2 separate regions of the Homo sapiens genome follow, and region 2 is linked to region 1. Evidence: read pairs that join two places in POLR2A ChIA-PET (ENCODE). Cell type or tissue: OCI-LY7. All regions are shown on one strand.

Region 1 (2,500 bases):
AGAAATGAATGGAAGAGATCAGAGGACAGAAACCATGACAGAAAGAAGACTAGAAACTGTGCCCTGTTGGGGGAATCTTAAGTGCAGAGAAAAGAGGCCTGGGAGTCACACAGTCCTGATGAGCTATAATGGGAAGGAGGGAAGCAGCAGTTAAAATTAATGTCATTGGATAGAAGACAGAGGGAAATGCTCATGATAAAAGTGGACCTGTCTGTTGTCATGGGCATAAAGATGGGTTAGGAGGCCGGGCGCGGTGGTTCACACCTGTAATCCCAGCACTTTGGGAGGCCGAGGTGGGTGAATCATGAGGTCAGGAGTTCAAGACCAGCCTGGCAAAGATGGTGAAACCCCGTCTCTACTAAAAATACAAAAAATTAGCCAGGCATGGTGGCAGGCACCTGTAATCCCAGCTACTTGGGAGGCTGAGGCAGAGAATTGCTTGAACCCAGGAGGCAGAGGCTGCAGTGCGCTGAGATCACACACTGCACTCCAGCCTGGGTGACAGAGAGCAAGACTCCGTCTCAAAAAAAAAAAAAAAAAAAAGAGTTAGGAGGCTCTGGGAAAAAATGCCTACACCCTATCCCTCAAGGCTTCAGAGCAGCGTCTGGACAACCAGTCATCGGGAGTACTCATAGTTCAAAAAAGTCATACTAAACAAACGCATTTACCTCTGTTCCCTCCCAAAACCCACTAAGACAATATTATCAAGAGATCTGGGGTGTGTGTGTTTTAAGCACACAGACAAAGAATACAAGATGCAACAGCTACAAAATTTTGGAAGCTTGGAAACAGATGGATAAGTAGTACCTGGTTGGTTGATCCAAGAAGGTGGAATTCTAATCTGGGTAGGCAAGGCTGAGAAGGAAGCTGTCCCATGCTGCAGGCCCAAAAAGACTTAGGGGCTGGTAATAACAGGTGCTGTGGAAAGTGGATGTAAGTGGTAAAAAGCCTATTTTAAAAAGCAGAACTGGGCCAGGTGTGCTGGCTCATGTCTATAATTCCAGCACCTTGGGAGGCCAAAGTGCCTCCCAAAAGGGTGGATCACTTCAGGCCAGGAGTTCAAGACCAGCCTGGCCAAGCCAGCAAAACTCCGTATCTACTAAAACTACAAAACATTAGCTGGGCATCATGGCACACACCTGTAATTCCAGCTACTCCAGAGGCTGAGGCACGAGAATCACTTGAACCCAGGAGGTGGAGGTTGCAGTGAGCCAAAATTATAACACTGCACTCCAGCCTGGGTGCTAGAGCGAGAGTCTGTCTCAACAACAAACACAAAACAAAACAAAAAGCAGAACTGACTGGATTTTTTTTTTTTTTTTGAGAAAACAATCTTGCTCTGTCACCAAGGTTGGAGTGCAGTAGTGCGATCAGCTCACTGTAACCTCAAACTCCTGGGCTCAAGAGATGCTCCTGCCTCAGCCTCCCAAGTAGCTGGGACTACAGGCGTTTCACACCTGGCTGATCCTTTAATTTTTCTGTAGAGAGGGGGTCTCACACTTTGCTGCCTAGGCTGGTCTCAAACTTCTGCCTTCAAGAGATTTTCCCACCTCGGCCTCCCAAAGAGTTGAGATTATAGGCAAGTTACGATGCCCAGCTCTAAATGATCTTAAGGAGAAACTGGACTTTGTGTTTTGCTTTGAGGAGAAAAGGGCGACAGCAGTGTTGCATGTGTTTTTTAAAGTGTTATTTTGTAGAGATACATAATGAAATATTTATGGATGAAATGATATGATGTCAAGATTCACTTCAAAATAATATGGATAGGGGAAGGAAAAAGCAGGGGGCGGTTTAGAACAAATTAAATTGGCCTTAAGCTGGTAATTGTTGAAACTAGCTAATTCTACTCTTATTTCTACTTTCTTATGTTTAAAACTTTCCTATTAAAAAAAAAGCCAGATCCCCCTTCCCAATCTTGGCAGAAATCTGGGGGTGTATTCTCTCGAGAGCAGTATGGCGTGTGGACTAGAAAATACCAGGCACAACTGAAAGTGAGAATACCACACTGAGAATAGGGACACTGATGTTTACTTGCTCAATGTGTAAGACTCAATCTTCCCCCAGGTTTCCCAGAATGCTGGCAGCTAGCCCCATAGCCTCATACCCTTCAGGCAAATGACTGGAAAAGTATTCTCTGGGGAACCTGGTAAACTCAGGGAACGCACCTATAGCCGCCAACACTGGGGATCTCCCAACGAAAGGGCCAGCCAGTTCATCTCGCTGTGAGTCCACCAGTTGACAAGCCAGACACAAAGAGCAACCAGCTTTTTAGTCCCCCATTCCTTAATGAGTGGACAGCCCAGGCCACCGGGACATTTGAGTAAAGCCTTAACATAAAACTCAGAAAAAGCAACTAGGAGAGGCCAGATGCGGTGGCTCACGTCTGCAATCCCAGCACTTCGGGAGGCTGAGGCCAGCAGATCACTTGAGGCCAGGAATTTGAGACCAGCCTGCCCAACATGGTGAAACCCCGTCTCTACTAAAAATACAAAAAAATTAG
Region 2 (2,500 bases), 280 kb after region 1:
CCCGCCTCGGCCTCCCAAAGTGCTGGGATTACAGGCATGAGCCATTGCACCCAGCTGTTTCTGCAGTTCTCTTACTGGTCGGACCGGCTTCTCCTCTTCTGGGGCGAACCCCTCAAGTCTTAACTCCTCAGAGGGGTCAGAGTAAGATTAAATACCAATTGCCCAGGCTTCATCGGCTTTTCTTCCCTGCCTCAGTTTCCCCACTGCCTTACTTGTGTTTCCTTGGATTACCTCCCAAATAAACTATCCACAACCAAGTCCTTGTTTCAGGGTCTACTTTGGGGAAACCCACACTAAATCTAAGTCTCAGACGCTGGGGAGGCCCTGGTTCTGTGTCCACTCCTGAAGCTGGGGTCTGGGGTCAGTTCCCCTCTGCCCTGGGTTTCAAGGCTCCAAGATCTCAGTTTGCTCCAGGTTTCTCCCTACATAGATGTCCCAAGAGCCCTCCAAATATAACATCTCTTGGCCGGGTACGGTGGCTCACGCCTGTAATCCCAGCACTTTAGGAGGCCGAGGCAGGCAGATTATCTGAGGTCAGGAGTTCGAGACTAGCCTGGCCAATGCGGTGAAATCCTGTCTTTACTAAAAATACAAAAATTAGCCAGGCGTGGTGGCACGTGCCTGTAGTTCCAGCTACTTGGGAGGCTGAGGCGGGAGAATTGCTTGAACTTGGGAGGTGGGGGTTGCAGTGAGCCGGGATTGTGCCATTGCACTCCAGCCTGGGCGACAAGAGCTAAATAATGTCTCCAAAAAAAAAAAATACATATATATATATATATTTATATATACATTTATATATATTTATATATATATTTGTATATATTTATATATATTCATATATATTTGTATATATTTATATATGTATATATGTATATATTTATATATATTTATATATTTATTTTTATATATTTATATATTTATATATATAAATGTTTATATTTATTTATAAATGTTTATATATATAAACATTTATATATTTCTATATATAAACATTTATATATTTCTATATATAAACATTTATATATTTCTATATATAAACATTTATATATTTCTATATATAAACATTTGTGTATTTCTATATATAAACATTTGTATATTTTTATATATAAACATTTATATATTTATATATATATATGTAAAACATCTCTTAAACCTAACTCACTGTTTTTCTCTTTAAACATGTTTTCCCCCAGACATCCTTCTTCTGCCCTCACTCACTCCCCGGAGGAGCCACATGTTCCTCTCTCACCTTTGCTCAGCCTGTTCCTCCCTCTTACCTTCTCCAGGAAGGTGGGGATGCTCTGGGCCTCCTGGTTTCTTGGTGAGGGCAAGGAGGGCTCTGCAGCTCCCCCAGTCCCAAGGGGCTGTCAGGACAAGGTCAGCCCAGTAGAGGCAGCTAATCTGGGCTTGGGGAGTTGGGACAGGGGAGCTTACACGCACAGGCTCACACAGTGCATATATACACTGTGTACGTGCCCATCTGCGCATACATGGGTGTCTGCACGCATGTACAGGCACACATGGGTGTGTATAGGCACATACAGCACACAAGAGGATGTGTGTGCACCACGGGCATGCATGATCACTCACAGGTACACATATGTCTAGCTGCAAACAGATCCCCTGGGAGAACTTTGACCAGCCCAGCGATGGGTGTAGTGAGCTGTGCAGGGAGATTGGGGGAGAGAAAAGAGAGGGGAGGAGAGGGGAGGGAATCCAGGAGACAAGGTGGGTGGAGAGGTTGGGTTGCAGTTGGGAATCCCAGGAGCTACACTGGCTTCAGTTCCCTTCCTGGGAACTCAGTGTCTCCCTGGGGCTCTGCCCACCAGCAGAGGCATTTGGGGTCAAGAAAATCAATGCCATTCTTTTTGAGTGATGGGGTCAGCTGGTTGTCGGTGGACACTGGGGTTATGTAGATGCATGTCCATCTACTTGGGCCAGACCACGCCATGGCCTCCCACAGCCTCTGTGCAGTGACCATGCCTGCAGGCAGCGGGGTGGAGGACCCTTCCATTGGTCTCCCGTGTCCCTTCCTGAACCACTGGCTTCACCTTCTGTACTCCCTGCCCAGCGCCTGGCCTGACTCCTACTGATAGCCTGCCCCTGGCTTTGGCTCCCTCCTTGACCATGATTCCCACTCACCCAATAATTAGCTTGTATCCCATTAACCTTGACCAGGCCCAGACCACATCCCAGGAGCTGGTTTCTGGGTTTGTCTAGGACCACTAGTGGGACCCAGGCTGGAAGAAGTTCTCATGCTTATGGGGACAGAATTAGGGAAGGAATTCAGAAAAGCTGAGGCAGAGAGAAGCCATTTATAATTAATAGCTCAGGACAAAACTGCGGGCAGAATTAGACTGAGTTTTGTTTTTTGTTTGTTTGTTTGTTGTTTTGAGATGGAGTTTCGCTCTGTTGCCCAGGTTGGAGTGCAATGGCGCAATCTCGGCTTACTGCAACCTCCGCCTCCCAGATTCAAGCAATTCTCCTGTCTCAGCCTCCA

Evidence for each region. Peaks named below come from ENCODE experiments on the same cell type or tissue, not always from the same donor. Only the 100,000 strongest peaks of a DNase experiment are listed, where the experiment ranks them.
Region 2: POLR2A ChIA-PET joins it to region 1 with 7 read pairs; 4 of 35 experiments call an interaction of 5 or more read pairs at or near these places.

The regions. Positions count from the first base shown.
Region 1 is chr17:4,125,703-4,128,202 of GRCh38, forward strand. The region is part of intron 1 of ZZEF1 (zinc finger ZZ-type and EF-hand domain containing 1); the gene reads right to left. Among named protein-coding and RNA genes, the nearest start is that of ZZEF1, 16 kb to the right of the region's middle. RefSeq lists enhancers at 876-965, 1,366-1,415. In OCI-LY7, no CTCF peak of the experiment used is centred here; a DNase peak (open chromatin) is centred at 959; H3K27ac peaks cover 386 bases.
Region 2 is chr17:4,403,897-4,406,396 of GRCh38, forward strand. No RefSeq gene overlaps it. Among named protein-coding and RNA genes, the nearest start is that of SPNS3, 29 kb to the right of the region's middle. In OCI-LY7, no CTCF peak of the experiment used is centred here; a DNase peak (open chromatin) is centred at 1,455; H3K4me3 peaks cover 624 bases; H3K27ac peaks cover 713 bases.